Linked DNA regions of Mus musculus: regions 1, 2, 3 and 4 are each linked to region 5. A link is a loop called in an ENCODE intact Hi-C map of the cell type or tissue named here. Cell type or tissue: left cerebral cortex. All regions are shown on one strand.

Region 1 (5,000 bases), 100 kb after region 5:
AGTTAGGTCCCGTTTGGAATGGGACAGCCGAGGGGTAAGATGTAGCTGCTAGAGTTTTCCTGTTTCATGGCGGATCCGCAAGGATTCACTAGAGGAATCAGTTTTTAATAAGGCTCACAAGATTAGGTTTTAGTTGTTGCACTCAGAGATTGAGTTACCATTGTTTCTGAACTGAGTTTGTGTTGTGTTTTCCTTCACGTAGTGGCTCGCCTGGGTTCAAGAAAGGTACAGTGGTAAAGTGCCGGGTCTGCCTGAGGTACACCACAAAGACTGTGGGGGGATTTGAAGCACGGTGCTGGCGTGGTAGCAACTGCCAGTGGGAACCTAGCAAGCTGGGTGGAGTTCTGAGTTAGAATCTCCACGAGATAAAAACAGGTCGGCCATTGCCCGCCAGTGCATGGCCAGCCAGGCTGCTGAGGCACACGGTTATAAGACTGCATTCAGGAGCCTGGCCATCCATCTGCAGGACCTAGCCTCAGGTCTGTGAGTCAGAGAGGCCCCCAGCAGTAAGAGTACTCACTGTCTACTCTTTAAAGGACGAAATATTTGAGTCCTTGCACTCACAACCTCCTGTAACTCCACAAACTCTGTATCTATGGGATCAAATACCTACTCTGGTCTCCACAGGCACCAGGCTCTGAAGTGTAGGCAAAACATGTATCACATTATGTATATCATACCCATAACCTTTAAATTTATGAGGTGGAAGCAGGCAGGGCTCTGAGTTTGGAGGCTGCCTGGTCAACAGAGTGAGTTCCAGGGCAGCCTCCAGAGAAACCCTGTCTTGAAAGAAAACAAACATTTTTTTGTAAGTCTGAAATAACTTATAACACAATTCCACTATTTTGAGTGGTTTAGGATTATGACTGAGAGGTAATAGGCCTGAATCAGCTCATAGCTCAGTTTTGCTTTGTTTCTTCTTTTGAGGCAGGTTTTTCCTGTGTGGCCCTGGCTATTCTGGAACTCGCTCTGTAGACTAGACTGTCCTCAAACTCAGAGATCCTCCTGCCTCCGCCTCTGCCTCCTGCATGCTGGGATTAAAGATGTGCACCACCACCACCTGGCCATAGTTGAATTGTCATAGAATTAATACTATTCTTGGAAAGTGGCTGGAAAGATCGCTCAGCAGTTAAGAGCACTGCCTAGTCTTTCAGAGGAGCCAGGTTGGTGACTCGAGTTCATCTTGTCTCTGGGCATTGCATGTATGTGGTACACAGACATATGAATGGAAAAAAAAACAAAACAAAACCAAAAAACCCATGCCTATACAAACAAATCTTTCTTAAATTATATTTTTTAAAAAAATTATGTAGGGGCTGGAGACATGCTCAGTGGTTAAGAGCAGTGACTGCTCTTCCAGAGGTCCTGGGTTCAATTCCCAGCAATCACATGGTGGCTCACAACCATCTGCAATGAGATCAGATGCCCTCTTCTGGTGTGTCTGAAGACAGTGTACTCATATACATAGACTGGATAATTCTTTTAAAATTCATGTTCATGAGCTCATCTTGATTGGTGGGACAGTGCAATTAGGTCAAGGTCAAGGTGACGGTGCAGAGATGACTCAGGAGGAAGCCAGTGCTTGCCATGCAGGTAGAAGGCCCAAATTTTGGTCCTCAGAACCCATGTAAGGATTCAGACATGGCTGCTCCATATGTACCCAGTGCTCCTTGGGGTGTGGAAATGAGCAGATCCCTAGAAGTAAGTCCCGGGTTCAGTGAAGAAACCCTGTCTCAAGAACTGAGGGAGAGAACGAGAAGCTAGCATTGAGCGCCATGCAGATGTGCATGTGTGAGCTTCTACACACGGGTGTATACACAAACTATGGCGCAGAGTGCTTGCTCTGTAAGCTTGAAACCCTGAGTCTGAATTCCTAGAACCCATAACAAAGCCAAGTGTGTGTGGGAGGGTGAATACATATGGAGCTGGAAGCTGTCTGGGCTATTCAGCCAAGCTAAAATGCGGTGCTTCCAGCTCCCCTAGAGCCGACAGGGCTGAGTTGGTGAGGAAGACTGGGCAAACTGTCCCAGCCTCCATACACCCACACAACCATGTACATACACTACTCGCATACATAACAAAAGTAGCCAGGAAACACACTGCTAAGAGCCATGTCAGCGGGTGAAGATGAAGATCCTTCAATATAACCCTTTTCCTCTTTAAAAGTAAACTGGAGTCGGGTGTGTGGTGATGTGTACCATAATCCCAGCACTTGGGAGGCAGAAGCACCCAGATGAGTTTGAAGCCAGCCTGGCTGAGATTACATGGAGAAACCTTGTCTCAGAAAGCCCAACAAACAAAAGCCCTAAAATTAAAAAGAAATAACCTGGAGGTGGAACTGAAGAAATAGCTCAGCAGTTGCTAACACTGGGTCAGAGCCCAGCCCTGACAAGGCCACTAACAACCATCTGCTACACAGGGTCTAGGGGACCCTGTGCCCTCTTGTGGCCTCTACTGGTACTGCATGGCACACTTACATGCAGGCAAAACACTCATTCACATAGAAACAACCATACAAAATAAAAATATTGAAAAAGGTTGCGTTTTGAATTTGAGGCTGGACCATGCACCACTGGCCTGGAACAGTATGTAGGCCAGGCTGACCTACCCTAAACTCAAGTTCTGCCTGCCTCTGGAGTGCTGGGATTAAAGCACACGTGTGTGCAGGGGACTTGTCAGCTTTTAAGAATAATTCCTAACCTTGTGTGGTGGTCCATACCTTTTTCCCTCTTAAAGATTTATTTTTTATTTTATGTTTGTGCTTTGCCTGCACTTATGACTGCTATATGTGTGCCATGCCTGTAGAGGACTGCAGTTGATCTCCCAGAAATGGAGTTTCAGTTGTTAGCCACCCGGTGGGTGTTAGGAATTGTACCAGATCTCCTCTACAAGATCAAGTGCTTGGTTGTTTTGTTGTTGTTTTCACTTTGTTTTTTGAGACAAGGTTTCTCGGTGTAACACCCTTGGCTATCCTGGAACTTGCTCAGAAGACCAGGCTGCCTCTCCTCCCAGCGCTGGGATTAAAGACATGAGCCTGGCTCAACCAGTGCTCAATTCTCTCTCCAGCCCCAGACTCATGCCTTTTAATCTCAGCACTCAAGGGAGGCAGGAAGATCTCTGTAAATTGGAGGCCAGCATGGTATACATATGGAGTTTTAGCCTAGCCAAGGCTACACAGTAAGATCCTGTGTAAAACAAGACACAAGGAATAATTTGTAACATTTATGTCATGAGGCGAGGTGATAGTGGTGGCACATGCCTTGAGTTCTAAGAACTTGGGGAACAGTGGCAGACAGATCTCTGAGTTCAAGGCCAGCCTGGTCTACAGAGTGAGTTCCAGGGCAGCCAGGCACCACCACCACCACCACCACAGAAACAAAATTTATGTCATGCTGTATTTTTTACGAAGTGCTTTTTCCTCAGTTCCTCGTTTAATCAGTGAGCTTACAATTACAACTTCATTTGTAGCTAGGGATGAATGGAAAATGGCTGACAGGAGCTCTGTCTGTGGAAAATGATGGATACCTGTGGGAATGAAGAGGTGCTTGCCTGGAATCCAAATGGTGTTTTACAGAGTTCCTTCTGCCTGAACACCAGCAGTCTGTCACAGTGCCACCAGCAGTTGAAATCGCCTCTTTACAAACAAGGCTTTCTTGTTGTCTATACAAAACTCCCTCCAGTTTACCTGCTAGAGCAGTTGTTCTCAACCTGTGGATCTCGATCTCTTTGGCGAATCTCCATCTCCAAAAATATTCGCTTGTAATTCGTAACAGTAGCAAAGTAACAAGTTATGAAGTTGTAATGAACCACAACGTGAGGGGAAGGGCTGTAGTAAGGATGCGATGGAGCATCTATCTATTCTGTCATTTCAGTGTCACAGAAGACCGTCTAAGGGCTGAGATGGCGTTAGGGATGGGGGTGTGCACTGTGTATTTCAGATGCTCACTTCTATGAGCCCCAGACCCCTCTTTGCAGTCAGGATGATGGCACGGTTATCTTAATGTTATGTAAAAACTGTTTGCCAACACCTCTGATTGGCTAATACAGAGCTGGGCAGGAGAAGAGAATAAATAGGGCAGGGTTTTGGATCATAGTTGGGGGTACTAAAAGAGGAGGAGACCAAGGAGAGAGGGAGTCAAGAGAGGGTGTGGGAAAAGGAGGGACAGAGGGAGGAAGCAGGGGAGGAAGAGACAAGAGAAAGGTGTAGAGAGACCTGGAAGAACCAGGAGGATTCACCATGAGGTTGCCATGAGAGAGCAGCCAGGAAGACACCCGTGGACCAGAGTAAGCCAGGACAAGATCTCCACTTGTCTCAGAGCTGGAGGTAGTGGTATGCAGACACTCAGCTTCTTATATAGGTGCTGGGATACAAACCCCCGCCCTGATTGCTCAGCAAGAGCTGCTAATCACTAAGCCATCTCTTCAACCCTAAATAGGTTAAAAACAGGTTTTTTGGGTGGTGGTGGTGGTGGTGGTGGTGGTGGTGGTGGTTGTTCTCTAACTGGATGCATAGACTGGATTAATAAAACCGCAGCATGTTGGGGCAGACCTTTAATCCCAGTACTTAGAAGGAGGAGGCAGGTACTTTGAGTTCAAGGCCAACCTGGTCTACACAGTGGAACCTTGTCTCAAAAAAGTAAAGAAATGAAATTTCAGGAGGGTGTGGTGGTACACGTTTTTAATCCTAGCACCCAGGAGGCAGAGGCAGGTAGATCTTTGAGCTCAAGGCCAGCCTGGTCTACAAATTGAGTCCAGGAGAGTCAGGGCTCTGTTATACAGAGAAACTTTATCTTAAAAAAACCAAAAGAGGGCTGGTGAGATGGCTCAGTGGGTAAGAGCACCCGACTGCTCTTCCGAAGGTCCAGAGTTCAAATCCCAGCAACCACATGGTGGCTTACAACCATCTGTAACAAGATCTGACTCCCTCTTCTGGTGTGTCTGAAGATAGCTACAGTGTACTTACTATAATAATAAATAAAATTAAAAAAAAAAACAAAAGA
Region 2 (5,000 bases), 330 kb after region 5:
AACAAGGCCAGCTCTCCATGGGCCTCACGTTTCAGGGAGACACGCTAAGTGAGCACCAATGACTAGATACCTCTGAGAGAGGCAGGGCAGACGGCACAGGCGTTAAAAGCACTGACTGCTCTTTCAGGGGACCCGGATTCCGTTCCCAGCAACCTCTTAGCAGCTCACAAACATCTGTAACTCCAGTTCTGGGAGATACAGATCCGATGCCCTCTCCAGCGTCCTCAGGCACAAGACAAGCGCGTGGTGCACAGACATACAGGCAAACAAAACATCTATCTATACATGCCACACACACACACACACACACACACACGTGTACACACACACACACACACACACGTGTACACACACACACACAAGTACACACACAGAGGCACACAGGCACACCCATACACACACATATACACAAGGCACACATATACACATATTCACACACAGAGGTATACACAAACACACACACACATACAGAGGCACACACATACATACATCTTCCAAGGCTGGGCTACACGTGTGGCTCAGTTGGTAGAGTGTCTGCCCAGCACCCAAGAGACCTTGGCCTCAATCCTCAGCACTATATAAATTGGATGTGATTGTCAACTCCTATGATGTCAGCACTAGGGAGGTAGAGGCACAAGGTTTGGGAGTTAAGGTCATCCTTGGGTACATAATGAGTTAGAGGCCAGCCTGGGTTCATGAGACTCAATGTCAAACTCATACATCCGTGTATCTTCCGAGGCTGACAGGGGCTGAGATGATATGGTTAAGGTGGCTGAGAAGGTAAGTTTAGCTAACGTGGTTTAAGGGTGGCATCTAAGCTGAGAGCAAAGACTGGAGGGAGGCGGGTATATCAAACCACAGTAGCGTCCCAGCAGTGGGGACAGCTAGTGCAAAGGTCCTGGGACAGCGGTGTGCTTGGCCTATTCAGGAGACGAAAAGAAGCCAGAAGGATCGAAAGGAGCCTTACTTGCAAAGTGAGAGGAAATGGGGGCAGCGGGAGGTGGGGCAGAGTGTGGGAGAAAGGTTTCACTGGCTCACTAGCTACAGGAAGCCTCGCAAAGTCCAGCTGTGGTGTGATGGATTTACAGGTTAAAAGACTCACGTTGTATTTTAAAAGGCTCACAGGGCCGGCAGGCGGGACCGCAGAAAACAGGGTCGGGACCAGGTGACCTGTGAAGAGCCAAGGAGGCTGGTGCGGTAGCAGAGCCAGAAATGACCACCTTGGATCCGAGAGGTGGCCGAACTAACAGGGACAAAAGAAGCAGCTGAGACTTTTTTATTTTTGTAGGAGGAGCCAGTGTGTAGAACTCAAAGGAGACGTGAGGAGAGGGGTGGGGAGGAAGGACAGGAAGCTGGGCGGGGCTCCGCTGTCCCAGCCCACCTGGTTGGGTGATGCTGGGCCGGTAACTCCACCTCTTTGAGCCACTGCTGTGGTCTTTTAGAGGAGGATGGTAATAAGTACCTACGCCACAGAATGGGATCTGACAGTCGGGGTGAAGAGGAGGGAGGAAGAGAGGAAGCCGGGGGCGGGGGTGGGGGGAGGGGAGGAGGCAGAGGAGGAGAAGGAGGAGGCTTGTAATTAGGTGAAGGAATCCTCCGATCTCCTCAGATCTTCATTCCTGCCATTTCACAGTGCTCTGGGACTGGAACATAGGCCATCTTGCCCAGGGCTCACAAAGCCTCAACCTCAATCTGAGCCCAGGGCTCTGTGCCTCAAACCTCAACTCTAGCGTTACCTCTGGATACAGTTTCTCAGCCACACCCCACAGTCATCCGGATATCCCAAGAGTGTGGACCCGAGGTCCTCTCATAAGGGGTCCTGCAGAACTGGAGTGGAGGTTCAGGGATAAGGCCTTGTTCCCAACAGGGCTGGGGAGCACAGTACACTTCGGCTCACTCCTCAGCTGAGCCTGTCTAGTTCACCTCAACTGTTTTCACGGACCAAGTAGCGCCACACAGAGTGAAGATCCGAGGCTCCAGAAAACCCCCACCTCTCACATGGCCTATTCTGAGGGCTTCCCCCACCCCCTGGAAGATGGCCCTGCAGAGCCAGAATATGACCAGCAGAGGGCGCCCACTCCGGCCATAGTGAATCCACACTTTTTCTAAAAACAGGAAGACCCTAGAGACCCAGATGAAGCTGGCGACCACCACCCAGAATGGCAGTTCTCAGGGAACCCATTAAAGGCTCAGCCACTAGCACCAGGAAGGGCCTTGTGAATAAGTCATCAAGCCTCAGTTTTCTCGTCTATCAGAGGGCCCCTTCCATAATGTCTGCCTCAGGCAGTTTTGTGAGGATTCGGTGTGAGTTAAAGGTGGTGTGGAAGCTATCCAAGTGTTAGTAGTAGTGGCCCTTGGGGCACACGGGTCATCATTTTGTTATCATTATTTATCGATATTTTGAGACAGGCTTGTATGTAGCTGGCTTTGAATTCCAGATCCTCCTGCCCCTACCTTATAAGTGCCGAGGTTACAGGCAGATGCCCCACCTCTTGCAAGCTTGCTGTTGTTATTTGTATGGCTGGGAATTGAACCCAAGCTCTTAACACCATCAGGTGCTCTGCCACGGAGCCACACCCTAGCCCCAGTTATGTCACCTGAAGATGCCTTCTATTTGTAACCACCATGTGGTAGTTATTAAGATAAAGGCAGGGATTCAGGCATCATCTTGAATTTCCTAACGAGGGAACGAACAGTAACTGGGAACTGCCTGGTGACCCCGGTGGCTTCACAGGTCTTGTGCTTGCTTGCAGTTTCAATTCCTTTCAGCTGACTCGGCAGAACTCCACGGAAGGAGAGCCCCTAGGATAACCTGGCCTCCCACACGCCTTCATTCCGGGGACAGCCAAACACCACACAAGCCAGAGTTGACTGGGAACAAAAAAGCTCATTATTCCTGCTGTTTGGATTGGGAAGCACCCCCCCCCCCAACCCGTGTGTGTGTGTGTGTGTGTGTGTGTGTGTGTGTGTGTGTGTGTTTAGTGCTCCTGGCTCTGACATTGGTGGGGGGTGTCTTCTGATGAGGGAAAGAATTCAGATGCTTGCAGCCCAACAGTCCTACGCTTAAACCGTGATACAATCCACCCTCACTGTGTGACCACAGGCAAATTACCCTGCCTCGTGGAGTCTGTTTCCTTATCTGGTTCTTATCCCGTGGTGTTGTGAGAACTGAAGGAGATGCCACATGCAATCCCCAACACGTGATCAGTTAACTGTGTGGCAGTGGGTGCTGTAAATGGAATCTTCTCCTTCCCCAACCCTTTTCTGCACTGGGGTGGACTGGGTGGTTGTGGGAGTGGGTCACATCCTGCAGGATGATCATCTGGTCCCATCTGTGGATGGGAGAGCCAAGGTCTGGGTCACCGGTGCACGTATTTGCATGTGTAAGAGTATCTGTGTATTTCTGGTGGAGTGTGCATTCGCAGCCCTGGAGATGCATGCGGTGCAAAGGCATGTGAGAGTATGGACTTAGCGAGAGGCTGTCCCATCCCAAGGCTTCCCGGGGCACGTGTGGACCTGCAGGTACTGGTGTCTGTGGTATCCCCACACTGCTGCAGGAGGCTCTCTGTTCCCTGTTACTATGGAAACAAGGAGGCAATCCCAGGCCTGCCTCCAGAGAACTCGAGGTGCTAGAATTGAGATCTGGCTGGGTTTTCCCAGGAAGAGACACAGCTTGGGAGATTCCTGAGTCAGGGGTCTGGGGCTCTGGGTACCTCTGGAACCCCTGGGGGACCCTCATTCCTTTAAGGTAATCTGGCTCACTGGCTCCCAGAGGCAGAACTAACTAGGGCTCATCTTGGATCTTACTCTGACTTCAAGCAAGGCTCAGGCTGAGAACTTGACCTGTTTGTGCCTCAGTTTCCACTTTTATAAAATGGGAGAACTTAGCAGGTAGCTGCAGAAACAAGTCCAGAAGAGGAGTGTGCACCCTCCCCTGTCTGAGACACCATCTTCTCGCCTTTGTGGTCATTCCTAGGCCAATGGTGACACTTCTGTCACCCAGCAGCCCCTTCTCTCTCTCTCTCTTGTTCTCTCTCTCTTACACACACACGCTCCAGTGTCTTGCAGGGGCCTCATGGCTATAGAAAGGGAATATTCCTCAGAGAGCCGAGGCCCTGGGAGGCGCAGCTGCTCAGTGGTGAGCCTGTGTCTGCTCTCTCCACAGAGTCAGCCATAGAGGCAGTTGGGGATTTTAAATGGGGAGTTGGCCAGGAAGACGGTCACATTAGAGCCATCCTTTCTGGAGACAGCACCCGGCTTTAGCCAGGCCCCAAGGCAGGGCTGCTGGGTGGGAGGCAGAATGTAGTTCAGGAGACATTTTCTCTTCAAAATCTTGACTTTTAAAGAAAAAGAAGAGCCGGGCATGATGGCGCACGCCTTTAATCCCAGCACTCGGGAGGCAGAGGCAGGCGGATTTCTGAGTTCGAGGCCAGCCTGGTCTACAGAGTGAGTTCTGGGACAGCCAGGGCTACACAGAGAAACCCTGTCTCGAAAAACAAAAACAAAAAACAAAAAAAAAAAAAAACAAAAAAAAGCTTGATGGATGTTTACACACACACATACACACACATATACATATACACATACACACACATATACACACACACATACACACACATATACATACACACACACACACACACATATACACACATATACACACATATACACACATACACACACACACACACACACACACACCATACTGGAGTTTGAACCTAGGATCTCATGCTTACTAGTCAAGCATTCCTTTACTGAACTGTCCCTCCCTCTCCCCAGTCACTATCTTAACTGTTATTTGAGTCAAGGTCTCACATGGTTCAGCTTAGGCTCGAACTTACTACACAGCCAAGGAGAATTTTGAGCTCCTGCTTCTCCCGCCTCTTCCGCTCGAGTGCTGCAGTTACAGCACAAACCATGACATCTGCAGGATCATGACTCTGGCTAATCAGACAACTTGGTAGGTAAATTGCTTGCTGCACAAGCCTGCTGGGATTTCC
Region 3 (5,000 bases), 180 kb after region 5:
ATCTTTCTTTCTTTTTTTTCTTTCAAGCTGAAAATGGAACCCAGTCTTCTTAGATGCTAAGCACATTCTCTAATTTTTCTTTTTTAAAAACATATTTTTGGGGCTGGTGAGATGGCTCAGGTGGTTAATAGCACTTATTGCTCTTCCACAGATTCTGAGTTCAATTCCCAGCATCCACATGGTGGCTCACCATCTGATGCCCTCTTCTGGTTTATCTGAAGACAGTGACAATATACTCACATAAAATAAACAAATCTTTCAAGCAAACAAACAAACAAAACCCATATTTTTATAGCTGGACAGTGTCGGTGCCTGCCTTTAATAATCCCTGTACTCTAGAGGCAGGAGCAGGCATATCTCTGTGAGTTCAAAGCCAGCCTGGTCTACAGAGGGAAGTCCAGCATAGCCAGGGTTACACAGAGGATCCCTGTGTAGATAGATAGATAGATAGATAGATAGATAGATAGATAGATAGATAGATGATAGATAGATAGATGATAGATAGTTAGATAGATACTTTAAAATGTTTCTAGTCCTATTAAGTAACTCATGCTGTCCTTGAACTTGAGATCCCCTGCTTCAGTCGTCTAAGTGCAGGCATTACAGGTACCAAGAACAGTACTTATATTAGTTCATAGTTGCATCCCTAGCCTGCAGCTTTTCAATAAAACAGTGGTTGGAGCTGGAGGAGTAAGTCTGTGCACAGCCTTTGCCTAACAGGCAGAGCGCTTACCCAGCATGTGTGGGTTCAAGCCCCAGCAGTGCACAGCATGCAGATAAACAATTAAGCAATACTCCATGCCGGATGCAAAGTAGACACTTTACCTGCATCATTACAGCGAATCCTCAGAACTCTCCTGACCGGTGAAGCCTGCCGAAGTCCCTTTGTCCATAAGAAAATAAGTTTGGAGGCTGGAGAGATGGCTCAATGGTTAAGAGCACTGCTTGCTTGCTCTTCCAGAGGTCCCAGGTTCAATTCCCAGCACCCACATGGTAGCTCACCACTGCAACTCCAGTTCCAGGGAACCTGACACCCTCACACAGATATACATGCAGATGAAACACCAATGCGCATAAAATAAAAACAAATTAATTATTAGAAAAAGAAAACACAGCCGGGTGTGGTGGCGCACGCCTTTAATCCCAGCACTCGGGAGGCAGAGGCAGGCAGATTTCTGAGTTCGAGGCCAGCCTGGTCTACAAAGTGAGTTCCAGGACAGCCAGGGCTCTACAGAGAAACCCTGTCTCGAAAAACCAAAAAAAAACAAACAAAAAAAAAAAAAAAAAGAAAGAAAGAAAAAAAAGAAAAGAAAAAAAGAAAAGAAAAACACTCGAAAAATAAACCAAAACCAAAAACAACAACAACAAAAGAAAACAAAAAAGAGTCACACTTGCAGGATTGATAGCACCTAGCATCCGATACCTCCTCCCCCACCCCTGTCTTCTACTTAGGTGTCATTATCCTGGACCCCGGGAGGCTTATGGTCAGGGTGGCGGGAACCACAGACTCGACTCTCTCAAGCATACTCCCCAGGAACTGTATCATGGCCACAGGCAGATTTCTGTACAGATTACAGACAACTCTCTTGAGCTGGGTGGTGGTGGCGTAAGCCTTTGATCCCAGCACTTGGGAGGCAGAGGCAGGCAGATTTCTGAGTTCGAGGCCACCTGGTCTACAGTGTGAGTTCCAGGACAGCCAGGGCGATACAGAGAAACCTGTCTCGAAAAAAAAACAAAAACAAAAACAAACAAACAAAGCAACCAACCAGACAACTCTCTTGATAGATCACTTAATCTCCCTCGAGGTCAGGTTTTGCTTCCTTTTTTCTTTCTTTTTTGTCCTTGGAACTCACTTTGTAGACCAGGCTGGCCTCGAACTCAGAAATCTGCCTGCCTCTGCCTCCTGAGTGCTGAGATTAAAGGCGTGTGCCACCATTCCTGGCTCAGGTTTTGCTTCTATGTTAGATGTGTATGTTAAATGGAAAAACAGCTGGGTGGTGCACGGCTTTAGCCTCAGTGCCTGAGAGGTAGAGGCAGGCAGATCTCTGTGAGTTGAAGGCCTGGTCTACAGAGAGAGTTCCAGGACAGCCAAGGCTACACAGAGAAACCCTGTCTCAAAAAAACCAAACCAAACAATCAAAATCTCAGAAATAAAGGGGGAGAGGGGATACTGACCTCTTTTCGTAGTTTACAAGAGACGATGTTATTCCCTGCCTTTCCTTTGTCCTCCTTGCTCCCACTGTTGTGTACCATGATTCAGCTGATTGTCTAACAAGGCACCAGGTGAGTGAGCGAGTCACCCGCGGCGTCCACAGATTAACTCGCCTGCGATGTCTAGCGCAGCCTACAGGGGACGCCACACAGACCTCACCTTTCCCACTCAGGCGCCTGCCACAGCAGGACGTGTGTTTCCTTTAGTGACCGCGCGGGGGCGCACCGGACTTGTCTTTTCTGAACCGACTGTGCAAATAGCCTGGAGGGAGGAGCCTGGTCATCAAAGCAGTAATTAGTAATAAAGAGGCCTGGGATATCACTCAGTGGGCAGAGTGCTTATCTAACATGCAAGAGGCTGTATAGTGTGCGTCCAATTCCAGCATTCGGTTGAGGCAGGAAGATGACTTGTTCGAGGTCATCCTTAGTTCCATAGCTGAGCTAGATAGAAGCCAGCTTGGGTTACATAGGACGTTGTGTTAACACACACACACACACACACACACACACACACACACACACACACACACACATACACACGAATGATTAGAAATTAATGAGGGCTATGTAGCTCTGTATACATGAGATCCTATGTCCAATCCCCAGTACCACAATAAATAAATAAGTAAACACACAATAGCAATAGCTCCACCCGTTTGAAAGGAACACTGGAAAGCCATGGGTGTGGACGCCAGGGAAAGAGCCAGGCATTAGACTCAGGAGACTGGAGTATAAAGCCAGCCTCCTCACCCTCCTGTGTCTCTGGACTCTTGGGACTGTATTTCCTGGGCTTTAACATGGAGAATGCAATCCTATAGCTTAGGAGGGATACAGGGATCCCTAGAGAACAGCCCGGCAGTCTTTGCGGTTCTTACCTGGACCCCGAGTGGAAAGCTGAAGTTAAATCTCGTTTCCTGGTGAGGGTGACAGGGACCTTCTCTCAGACTCTGTGGGACTCCCACCCAGCTGCTTAGTTCTAAAACAGACATCGGCAGGCCACCATAGGCAGACCCCCAACTCAGCAGTTTCTTCTGTCCTTCTTGGAGTGTCCCTTCTGACAGTCCCGTAGGCTGCTCTAGACGCCGCGGCGGTGCCTCTGTTCCCAGTGCACATATGATCTGTACGTTTCTTCGTCCCTCTTCCACTCCCACATTCTCCTCACTTGAAGCTCTGCCTCCTGCTGGAGTCCATCCACTTCCTCTAGATTTTTGTTGTAAAAAAAAACAAAAAACAAAACAAAAAAATATGGTTTTTTGAGACAGTCTTTCACTATGCAGCTCTGGCTATCCTAGAACTCACTATTCAAACCAGGCTGGCCTCAAACTCACAGAGATCAGACTGCCTCTGCCTCCTGAGTACTAGGATTAAAGGTGTGTGCCATTACAGCTGGCTTTGTTTTTGTAGTTTTTTTATTTTGTGAGACAAAGTCTCACTGTGTACCCCTGGCTAGCCTGGAACTCTGTGTAGACCAGGCTGCCCTCAGATTCACCAAGGTCATCCTGCCTATGCCTCCCAAGTGTCTGTATTAGTCATGAGCCTCCTAAATTTTTTTTTAAGATTTTTTTTTTTTTTTTTTTTTTGGTTTTTCGAGACAGGGTTTCTCTGTGTAGCCCTGGCTATTCTGGAACTCACTTTGTAGACCAGGCTGGCCTCAAACTCAGAAATCCTCCTGCCTCTGCCTCCCAAGTGCTGGGATTAAAGGCATGTGCCACCATGCCTGGCCAATTTATTTATTATATGTAAGTACACTGTAGCTGTCTTCAGACACCCCGGAAGAAGGCATCAGATCTCATTATGAGTGGTTGTGAGCCACCATGTAGTTGCTGGGATTTGAACTCAGGACCTTCAGAAGAGCAGTCAACCACTGAGCCATCTCTCCAGCCTGAGCCTCCTAAATTTATTCATGTGCTCTGGTGGGAGCTGATTTTCTCCTGTTGTGTTGGATCTGGGGCTCGAACTCAGATCGTCAGTCTTGGCAGAAATACCTTTATTCATCAACCCTATGTGTTTTGTTTGTTTTCTTACTTTTGAAAAAATTTTAAATTATTTTGTATGTATGAGTGCCTTTGCCTGCATATGTGTGTGTGTGTGTATGTATGTATGTATGTATGTATTTATTTTGGTTTTTCAAGACAGGGTTTCTCTGTGTAGCCCTGGCTGTCCTGGAACTCACTGTGTAGACCAGGCTGGCTTTGAACTCAAAAATCGGCCTGCCTCTGCCTCCCAAGTGCTGGGATTAAAGGCGTGAGCCACCATGCCCAGCGTGTATGTATTTATATATGAGTATGTAAGCATGTATACCTGCATATCTATCGCCCTCAGAGTCTGTAGAATCCCTTGGGTCTAGAGTTATAAGTGATTGTGAGACAGCATGTGGGTGCTAGGAATGAAATCCTGGTTCTTTGGGACAGCAATCAGTGCTCTTAACCACCCGAACCGCCAGTCCAGCCCCTCCACAGTGTCTCTCTCAGAGACAAATTGGGTCTCATTATGTCGGCCAGAATGGCCCTGAACTCCTCATCCCCCTGTTGTAGCTCTCGAGTGCTGGGATTACGAGCTCACTCCACCATGACTTGACTGACTCCAGGTTTCTTGCTGAATATAAACTCCCTCTGATTACACAGTCATGGCCTTGAGGGCATGTGTGTCTTCTATTAAAGGCTTCAAGGCATCCTCCTAGGTTACTCCAGTGCCTGGAGCAGTCCACGCACGTCCCAGGAATGAGCATTTTTGCCTGCAACTGCTGCGATGTATGCCTTTGAAGCTTGGGTGCTGGTGATGTGGGCCGT
Region 4 (5,000 bases), 250 kb after region 5:
GATTAAAGGCGTGCACTGCATCTGCCCCCCCCCCACCCCCCCCCCAGTTTTTTTTTATGGATTTTGGATAAGGGATAGTAATTCAACCAGGGATTCAGAAACTCCTATTTTACTGTGTGTCCTTCAGTTACTGTTTTGGACCTAAATCTAGCCTGGAAGGCCTTAGATAGGATCGCTGTGACATTAATGACATTTCTGTTTCTGATGCTACTCCTTCACTTCCTGGGGACTAGTTAATTTTGGACAAAAGCTTTAGGCCTACAACTCTGCAGATGTGAATTAAGATTTAGTTTATTGGTTGCAGTATCCATGCCATAAGTGCTCCACAGCCACTTGTCACTAGGGAGTGACTTCTGTCTCAGAGAGTGAAGATCAAAAATACTGAACACACTCGACTGAAATTCTACTATGGCAAGTGCTATGGGAAAAGGCGACTGCAGAGTTTTCCAGAAGCGTCCTTCTGATTCTGCTCAGCATTCCCACAAAGAACTGCTTCCAGGGGTGTGCTACGGTGGCCTGCTTCAGACAGCAGAGAAGGATTTCAGAGCCATGTTTCTGACACATTCCCTAATGGGCCACATGCCAGACCTCAGGGATTAGTCTCCTCCAGCTGCTGCTCAAACCGACTTACATCCAGTATTGTCTCCAAGCTGGCTCTCCAGCTGCTGACCCTGAGCTCTAAGGGAAAGGATGGCAAAGTCAAGGGAGTCAGGCTGCCTTCACCAACTACTGAGATTATTAGAAAGTTTCTCTTAGGTGGTTCATGGTGGTGCCCACCTTCTGTTTTGTTTTGTTTTGTTTTGTTTTTTCGAGGCAGAGTTTCTCTGTGGAGCCCTTGCTGTCCTGGAACTCACTTTGTAGACCAGGCTGGCCTCGAACTCAGAAATCCGCCTGCCTCTGCCTCCCGAGTGCTGGGGTTAAAGGCGTGCGCCACCACTCCCGGTCGGTGTGCCCACTTTTAATCCCAGCACTGAGGAGGTAGACACAGGCAGATCTCTGTGAGTTCCAGGGCAGCCAGGGATACATAAAGACCTTTTATTAAAGATCCAATATATGTATATAAATCTTTTTCAATTTTTAAAAGTTACATGTATATTTGTGTGCCTGGTACATGTACACTACTGCCTTTGGAAGGCAAGAAGATGGCATTGGAGTCTCTTGAGGTGGTGTCCCAGGCAGTGTAAGCTGCCTAATGTGGGTACTGGTAACTGAACCCCAGTTCTCTGCAAGAGCAGTAAGTGCTCTTAACAACTGAGCTGTCTCTCTCCTCCTCTTCCCCAATCCTGTCTTGCATTAGCCCTCTGGAGCCATGAGAAGAGAGCCCAGCTCTTCTTATACCCCAAGACAGAATATATACTGACATTCTGGCTAAACGTGACTACTTCTGTTTTCAAAGACTTCTTTTAAAATATTATGTGTATGAACATGTCTGGGTGTGAGTCTATCCTGAGCGTGGCCACGGAGAAGCACTCTTTATTGCATCGCCCCTTGGAGAGGACTGCGGATCAGTAACTTAGCTGTGTGCTCTTCGCCCATCTACTTAATAAAGTACTCGATTCTGCATCTAAGTCATTAACAAAACACAGCCTCCGTGGCTACCAAGACAGAGCTGTATGTTCACACAGGCTGGCAGCCGAGAGGGAGAGAGCTACCGGACTCCAGAGGTCTTCATCTTTCTCTAGCATTACCTCAGCAGCGAAGTCCTTCTCCAGCTCTAGGTAAACGGTGTAGGTCTTGTTTCCACCCCACTTCTCATCTCTCAGGATCACAAACTCTACAACATAGCAACAAACAAGTCAGGAACTGCCTGTTGTAACTCCTCAACCCAATGCAGAAGTGTGTGTGTGTGGTATTTAATGCCTTTTACTTTTACCAGGTGAGTCACCTCACCAGCCCTGGCGTTTGACTTTTTATTTCTTGGTGCTAGGACTAGCCCTAGGCTGATGCATGTTAAACATGGCCTCTCAGCTGAGTGTTTTTGTTCTCTAATAGATAAGCAGCCACACTGTGTATCCATCAAAAATCATTGCTTAGGAGCTGGGCGTGGTGGCGCACGCCTTTAATCCCAGCACTTGGGAGGCAGAGGCAGGCAGATTTCTGAGTTCGAGGCCAGCCTGGTCTACAAAGTGAGTTCCAGGACAGCCAGGGCTATACAGAGAAACCCTGTCTCGAAAAGCCAAAAAAAAAAAAAAAAAAAAAAAAAAAAAAATCATTGCTTAGAACTCTTTTGTATTCTAGTTTGACACGTCTGCCTCTAGTCTCATTTTGGATTCACCTCTTCAGCCTGACAACCCTCTAAAACTCCACCTGGTAGTGAACACAACTAAGGGACAGCCCAGTCTCACAGCACACATTTTGTATATGAAACCAGGGCAGCCAGTCCCTGCAGGAAGAACCTATGACAATTTTAAGTACAGTCACAGCAGGACCTGGATCTTTGAGCCCCGCCCCTAAGCACCACGTGGGGGGAGACTCTTACCAGACTTGAGGGGAAAGAGGACATGCTTGATGAAGGACAGAACCCCGTTGTTCTCCACATTGCCGGGCTCACAGAAGGCCTTCTTCAGCTTTTTCTTCACGTCCTCCTTCCGATCAAGGAGGTCGATTTTGGACTCCTAGAAGTCAGGAGGGAAGAGACCTCTTGTGGTAGAAAATGAGAACACACTCAACTAATATTAACACACACAGTATATAATTTTTAAAAGTTTACTTTAATGAAGTCTAATCTATCCATTTTTTCCTTGATGGATTATACACCTTTTCTCTTCTTTTGAGCTAGGACTGCACGTAACCCAGATTGATGTCAAACCTGCTACGGATGTTCGTGAACTGATCTTCCCGTCTTTACCTCTCCAGTGTTAGACATGCAGGTAGGTACTGTTAGGCCTGCTTCATGCAGTGCTGAGTTAATCCCAGGGCTTCATGCATGCTGGGTGAGCACACTACCAACTAAACTATGTGTATGTCCTACCTACCCACCCACCCACCCACCCATCCTGAGTGTATGTATGTGTACACATGTATGCAGGGGACTATAGGACCAGAAGATGGTGGCTCCCCTGAAACTGGAATGGCAAGTGGTCTTGAGCCACCTGTTGTCGGTGCTGGGAACTGAACCTGGGTCCTCTACAAGAATGTGTGCTCCTAACCACTGAACTATCTCTTTAGTTTCATATAAATTCTTAAAATGGTGTTTATTTGTTTGTTTGTTTGAGACAGGGTTTCTCTGTGCAGCCCTGGCTGTCCTGGAACTCACTCTGTAGACCAGGCTGGCCTAAACTCAGAGATCTGCTCTACCCCCCAAGTGTGTAGTGTGTGCTACCACTGCTCAGCAAAACAAAATTTATTTATTTATTTTTCCCCAGAGTTGAGGACCGAACCCAGGGCCTTGCGCTTGCTAGGTAAGCGCTCTACCACTGAGCTAAATCCCGAACACAAAATTTTTAAATAAAGATTTTAGTTATGTGAGGTGGCACAACACTCATTAACAGTTTGAAGCCAGGACTGGTGAGATGGCTAAGCAGGTAAAGGTGCCACCAAGGCTGACTTATAGTGTCCATATCCCTGCCCCAGTCTCCAGAGTGCTGAGAGTACAGTATCACCAAGCCCAGCACAGTAGGGCCGAACTTTATCACAGCCCCAGGAAGAAAGAAATGCGCTCGTTCTGGTCAGCAGCAGCACCGGTGACAAGATGGCTGCTGCCTGGCTGCTGATGTGCTGAGTGACATAAGGTCATCCTTACAGCACAGCCATTTGGACTCTCCAGCTGGCTAGGTTACTGTTCTTTGCAGTCTTCAATCCATCTTTTGCTGGCGTCTTCTAGATTCAAGAAACAGTTGTGTGTGTGGAGGGGCCAGCAAGATGGCTCAGTGGGTCCAAGTGCCTGATGCCTTGAGTTCAATCCCTGGTCCCCTCATGGCAGAGAACCAGCTTCCCTAAGTAGTCCTTTGACCTAGACACATGGGCCACCGCAGGTGTGGATCCACACATACACACAGGTCAATGTCTGAGGATGCAGCTGTGGATGTATGCTTGCCTCACACGGGAGAGGCCTCCAGTTCAATGCCCAAGACCAAATGAATGGGAAGGGAGCAGCACCATCTTTGGCCTGGTGAAGTGCCTCACTGGGAAAAGAACTTATAGATGCAGGCACACAGGCATGCACGCATACACACATACAGACACACACAAAATAAATAAATGAAAAGTGTAAAGAAATGGTTAGCAATTTACCTCTTCTGACGAGCTCATTTTGCTCCCAGTTAACCCAGGGACCATGGGATTCATCAGGTGGACCCGTTTTGAGTAGCCAAGTGCAGGAAGATACTAGAATGAAAAACACAATAAAAAATAAAGCACTAAATATAAGCTAGCCAGGGGTGAGACGCTGTCTCAAAGATAAAGCTAAAGGGCTGGAAACATAGCTCAGCTGGCAGGCGCTTGCCTAGCATGTTCAAAGTGCTGGGCTTGACCCCTAGGACCTCATACCTGGGCACGGGGTCTGTAACCCCAGTTTTTGGGAGGTAGAAGCAATTAGATGCTCAAGGGCATCCTTGGTTACACAGCAAATTAGAGGCTAACCTAGGCTACAAGAAGTCCTGTGTCAGAAAAGCCAACCTGCTATGCCAGGTATGGTGACATCTGCCTTTAATCCCAGCACTGGGAAGGTGTAGGCAGAGGCAGGAGAATCTATAATTATAAGGCAAACTGAACTTGATAGGAAGTTCTAGCCATCTACGGTTATATAGTAGCAACCCACTTTAACTCTTTTTCCCCCCAAAAAACCTAAATGGTGTCACCCTACCCAAGAGACACTGTACACACTTCATTAAATAAATCTGAAAACTATTTCAATATAGTGTGTGTGCATGTGCATGCATGCGCATGCTTATATGAGGGTGCACGTGCCCGGGTGAGTACGAGGCCAGGGACTGACATTGGATGTCGTTTTTCAATTGCTTTCCCACTGTATTTGTTTTGAGACAGTGTTTCGCCCTGAC
Region 5 (5,000 bases):
CAGACAGATCTCCGAGTCTGAAGTCAGTCTGGTCTCCACAGCAAGTTCCAGGCCAGGCAGAAACATAATGAGACACACCGTTTTGAAAAGGTGGCTTGTTTTGTTTTGTTTGCCCATGTAATAATGATGTGTTCACAGCAGGGTAACTTTTTTTTTCATTTTTATTTATTTATTATTATAAATAAGTACACTGTAGCTGTCTTCAGATGCACCAGAAGAGGGCGTCAGATCTCATTATGGGTGGTTGTGAGCCACCATGTGGTTGCTGGAATTTGAACTCAGGACCTGTGGAAGAACAGTTGGTGCTCTTACCCGCTGAGCCATCTCACCAGCCCACAGGGTAACTTATTAAACAAGAAATCTAAGAATAAACTAAGATGTTTAATATTTAGAGACACCAATCTCTTCCCAAGGCCATAAAACTAGGAAAGGCTAGAACTCTCATATGAGCTTGAAGTTGTCCATTAAAATTAAAATCAAGTTTCTGGGTCTGGAGAAATGGTTTAGTGGTTAAGGTCACTTATTGCTCTGACAAAGGACCTGGATTTGATTTCCAGCACCCAAATGATGGCTCAGAACCATCCACAAGCCTGTGTTGTGGGCTGTTCAGCAAGAGAAGACTGTTCCAACATAGGTTTAAGCTGATAGAAAGTCTTTATTACCCAGCCAATAATTACACAGTTCAGGATCCCAGGGTTGCCCCAAGCATTTCTCAGGGTGAGCTTTTAAACATAAAGACAGCACCCTGGGTTGACATCCTTCAGTTAACAAGAACAGTTAGCCAGAAGCTAAACTATAGAAGCCAAAACCACAAGGTTGGTCCATTAGAAGATTTCCCAGAGCTAAGGGCTTTGATGGATTAGGCCTTTGTTTTTGTTTTAGCAGGCGACCTGTCTAACAGCCTGAATGGCACTTCCATCATGGAGTCAGCTGTGCTAGGGTCTTAGGGCCTACTAATGTCTGGGGCCCTGTTACACCCAGTTCCAAGGAAGCCAACAGGTACACATGTACTGTACATATATGCATATAGGCAAAAACTCTTATGTAAAGTAAAATAAACTTTAAAAATCAAATTTCTAACCAGGCTATGGTGGCGCAGGTCTTTAATCCCAGCACTTGGGAGGCAGAGGCAGGAGGATTTCTGAGGTCGAGGCCAGCCTGCTCTACAGAGTGAGTTCCAGGACAGCCAGGGCTACACAGAGAAACCCTGTCTCGAAAAACAAACAAACAAACAAAAAATCAAATTTCTACCCCTCTCACATGTTATGCCTTCTTGTCCCACCCTCCCACCGAGATAAGCTATACAGAGGCAACAACTACTTCCTACACTTCAGTATAATCCCTTTTGCTCACAACTGGCACAGTGCTTGCTGACAAAGTCTTCAATCTCATTAGACAGAGAAACTCAACATGCTCTGGTCTTTCTCATTTGTCAGTCGAGAGAATCTCTTCTAAGCAACACCTGTCAATCAAAAAGGCTTATGGGCAAAGAGCAGAAGCAGCAACTAAGCGGCGGGACACAGGCAGGGACAGAGAGAATTCTGGGAAATAGTCAGAGGGATTGGAAGGATTCTGCAGCCAGATGTTGAGGAAGAAATGGGCCAGGACTGAGGAGAGGTCACTAACCAGCAGCGAGCGGAATTCAGGTTAAAAAAAAGGGAAGATCTGCCCCAGGAACACAGAGGAAACCAGCCATGAGGCTGAACCTGGGTTAGAATAAAAGGGATAATAATAAATCAGAGAAAAAGTCGAGGCTTATGGCCAAGGCATTTATTAACAAACAGTCTCAGAGTCGTTTTTCCGGGAGCAGGGGCTGGAGCAGAAAAACTGGATTTATTATTTACATTTGTCCTTTCCCAAGTCTTGACCCTGGACGACTCCTCTTCGCTGACATCACCCCCAGCATCCAGTGGATTTGGACTCAAATCCTAGTACACCCCCTTTCTAGCAATGTGGCCTTTCCAGACTTTGGTGTCTTCGTCCTTGAAACGTGATCCATTTGGCGATGGTGGCCCACACCCTTAATTCCAGCACTTGGGAGGCAGAAGCAGGCAGATCTCTGAGTTCTAGGGCAGCTCTGGTCTGCAGAGTGAATTCTAGGACTGCCAGGGCCACACAGAGAAACCCTGTCTCAAGACAACAAAACAAAACAAAACAAAAATGCGACTTGGATGTGATCCAAATCTCGGTTGTTGTAAGGACTGCGTGTGTCAGTTATCCTCCTTGGAGCGTGTCCTTGGAGCCTAACACAATGCTGGACACGGGTTAGAAAGCCGCTGTAACGATTCTGGCTCTGCTCCTAAGAAGCACATACACACATGAACCACTAGATGGCGGTATGGGATCATTCATAGGATACCTCTTCAAGGCTCCTCTCAGGGAGTGGTCTTGGGAAGATGTCCAGAGCCTAGCTTGGAGAGACCTCATTATTCTCAATAGAAGGTTGTCTGGCCTTGGATGATCCTGGGAGGTGACTCAAGCCTACCTCCCAGACCTTCTGGAAGCTTCAATGGCATTAAACCCACACTGTTTTCACTGGAGACACCAGTACAGAGTTAGCAGGAAGGATTATATAAATTGTGTAATCTAGCTGGTCCAGGTAACAGAGGAAGCTAACAGAGTGGTCCTTGTTTAGCTTCCAGGGCTGCCTGTTGACGTTTCAGACTTTGGGCTGGCAAGATGGCTCTATGGGCAGCAGGAACTGACAAGTATTACAAGCTGATGTAATCCCCAGGACACGCGAGTGAAAGAAGCACCGACTTCTACAAGCCTTCCTCTGACCAGCACATATGTGTCATGAAAGTGCACACATGCCGTGCCTGTACATGGACATATATGCACTTGCACACACAAACTATGACTAAAGAAATGTAGTTTTTTGTTTTTTGTTTTTTTTTTAATTTGGGGAATTTGTTATTGAACAATGTCATATGTAATTAAATAATGGATTCCTTCTAGGATGGCAGGTTTAGTTTAAACCATGTTAAAGAAGCCGGGCGTGGTGGCACACATCTTTAATCCCAGCACTTGGGAGGCAGAGGCAGGCAGATTTCTGAATTCGAGGCCAGCCTGGTTTACAAAGTGAATTCCAGGACAGCCAGGGCTACACAGAGAAACCCTGTCTCGAAAAACCAACAAAACAAAACAAAAACAAAAGAGTTAAGAGTTTGTCTAGATCTGTTGTGTAGTAGTTTCCTCTGAAGTTAAAGTCTTCTACCTTTTGGGGCTGAAGAGATGGTTCAGTGGTTCTGAGTACTTCCTGCTCTTGCAGAGGACTCAGGCTTAGTTCACAGGACAGCTTATAAGCATCGGTAACTCTGGTTTTGTCATCTGATGCACTCTGCTGGCCTCTGTGAGCACCATACACCCACCTGTTATATATACACATACAAACATGAAAGCAAAACACTATTTTACACATAAAATAAGTAAATTAAAAAAATTAAAAACTTCTATTTTGGAGAGTAACATGTTTTCCACTAAAGCAATATGAGCCAGATTAGGCCAGATTAAAATGAATAAAAGCAGGTTTATTAGACAGGTTTCTTCCAGGTGGGTTCACTGGTCCTAAGCAATATTCCCAAGGAAATTACACAACTTGATTAAGGCAAGGGGGTTTTATAGATCTTAGGCATCAGGTGATAATGTGTCAGCTAGGAGCTGGGATTGTACCCATATATGGTCAAAAGCTGAGCCCCTGGGCAGGCATTCTTGGGTAGGTTTCAGGAAACAAGGAAGCAAGGGATGACAAGGTGGGGTGTGGGGGGATTGTGAGCAGGGGTTCCAACACAATGAAGAGAAGCTCCTTAAGTCACAGAATGTTAAATGGGTCATGAAACAACAGATATTCTAAAGGGAGGTAAGATGCTCTGACCTGTAAGGAAACTTGGTTAGCTCAGGAAGTAAACAACTCAGAAGACTTCAGGAAGTCCCTGAAACGGAGCCCCAAACATATAAATAAGCAGTAGGAACTGTTGAGAGACTCTCACGGCTGCCAAGGTAGCTGGGAAAGACATGCTCCATCCTATTAAGATGCTGCTAGGCTGTGTAGTGCACTCCAGGTTTCCAGCTTTTATGACCTGGCACCCATGTTGGGGTGGGCTTTGGTGGTAAGGTTGTCTTGGAGTCATTCCTGCTCCTGTAAGTAACCCCTTACCCATATCCTGTTGGTAAACCCATTACAATTTATTGGGTCCCCAAGATGGAGTTGTGGTATTTTCATCTGTCATTCGTCACACATCTGAGATGAATAGGTTTTTGTTCATGTCTCCTTGTGAATAGCATCACACAACAAATGATTAGAGGAAACTTTGGAGTTTGTTTGAGACAGGATTTCTTTACGTAGCCCAGGCCGTGCTGGAACTAGCTTTGTAGATCAGGCTGGCCACAGTACTGGTATTAAAGGCATATGGCACCATGCTCAGAGCTTACCGCGCAATCTTTTTGTTTGTCTGTTTGTTTTCAAGACAGGGTTTCTCTGTGTATCCCTGGCTATCCTGGAACTCACTTTGTAGACCAGGCTGGCCTTGAACTCAGAAATCTGCCTGCCTCTGCCTCCCAAGTGCTGGGATTAAAGGCGTGTGCCACCACCACCCAGCTTTACTGCACATTCTTGACACCAGAAACACCACCATGCCTTTGCCTCATATAAAACCATGAACCAAAATAAATTTTCACTCCCTTGGTATGCTTCTGTTGGGTGCTTTGTGATGGCAACAAAACCCTCTAAGGCCTTGGCATTTCTCCACCAAGTCCTCACAATCTTTTGACAATAACCTGACAATAATCTATTCTCTAAAGGGTGAATTCAAGTTCTGGAACAAACAGCCTAGAGACGTTAGTGTCGGAGAGGGAGAAGGAGGAGAGGAAAATTATTTAAAATATGTAAATACACCGGGAAAGGATCTTCAGGTGCAGGCGGTGAAACTGTATCAGCCCAACCCCCCCAAGACCAAGACAGAGGTTTATCTGCTCCTGAGGGGTAGAGGTCAGGGAATAAG

What was found. A loop is a pair of places that touch in the nucleus more often than their neighbours do. Peaks named below come from ENCODE experiments on the same cell type or tissue, not always from the same donor. Only the 100,000 strongest peaks of a DNase experiment are listed, where the experiment ranks them.
Region 1: a loop joins it to region 5, with 10 times the contacts of the local background. A loop is called at or near these places in 40 of 42 quality-filtered maps.
Region 2: it touches region 5 in a loop (2.7-fold over the local background); 15 of 42 quality-filtered maps call a loop at or near these places.
Region 3: a loop joins it to region 5, with 3.0 times the contacts of the local background. A loop is called at or near these places in 3 of 42 quality-filtered maps.
Region 4: it touches region 5 in a loop (4-fold over the local background); 18 of 42 quality-filtered maps call a loop at or near these places.

What each region holds. Positions count from the first base shown.
Region 1 is chr4:129,348,284-129,353,283 of GRCm38, reverse strand. It overlaps Zbtb8os (zinc finger and BTB domain containing 8 opposite strand), which reads right to left. Exons shown (of 7, transcript NM_025970.4): 7 at 3,413-5,000. Among named protein-coding and RNA genes, the nearest start is that of Zbtb8os, 15 kb to the right of the region's middle. In left cerebral cortex, a CTCF peak has its summit at 2,467 (motif pointing left); DNase peaks (open chromatin) are centred at 1,938 and 2,406.
Region 2 is chr4:129,127,342-129,132,341 of GRCm38, reverse strand. No RefSeq gene overlaps it. Among named protein-coding and RNA genes, the nearest start is that of Fndc5, 7.2 kb to the left of the region's middle. In left cerebral cortex, a CTCF peak has its summit at 2,060 (motif pointing right); DNase peaks (open chromatin) are centred at 2,038, 3,151 and 3,586; H3K27ac peaks cover 371 bases.
Region 3 is chr4:129,274,066-129,279,065 of GRCm38, reverse strand. Gm12976 (a long non-coding RNA gene) reads right to left here. Exons shown (of 3, transcript XR_868184.3): 2 at 2,176-3,411. Among named protein-coding and RNA genes, the nearest start is that of Sync, 11 kb to the left of the region's middle. In left cerebral cortex, CTCF peaks have their summits at 2,375 and 3,419 (motif pointing left); DNase peaks (open chromatin) are centred at 2,422 and 3,310.
Region 4 is chr4:129,207,267-129,212,266 of GRCm38, reverse strand. Yars (tyrosyl-tRNA synthetase) reads right to left here. Exons shown (of 13, transcript NM_134151.5): 6 at 4,234-4,326; 7 at 2,480-2,615; 8 at 1,689-1,774. Among named protein-coding and RNA genes, the nearest start is that of Yars, 20 kb to the right of the region's middle. In left cerebral cortex, a CTCF peak has its summit at 2,636; no DNase peak of the experiment used is centred here.
Region 5 is chr4:129,452,871-129,457,870 of GRCm38, reverse strand. No RefSeq gene overlaps it. Among named protein-coding and RNA genes, the nearest start is that of Bsdc1, 6.3 kb to the left of the region's middle. In left cerebral cortex, a CTCF peak has its summit at 2,322 (motif pointing right); a DNase peak (open chromatin) is centred at 2,368; H3K27ac peaks cover 421 bases.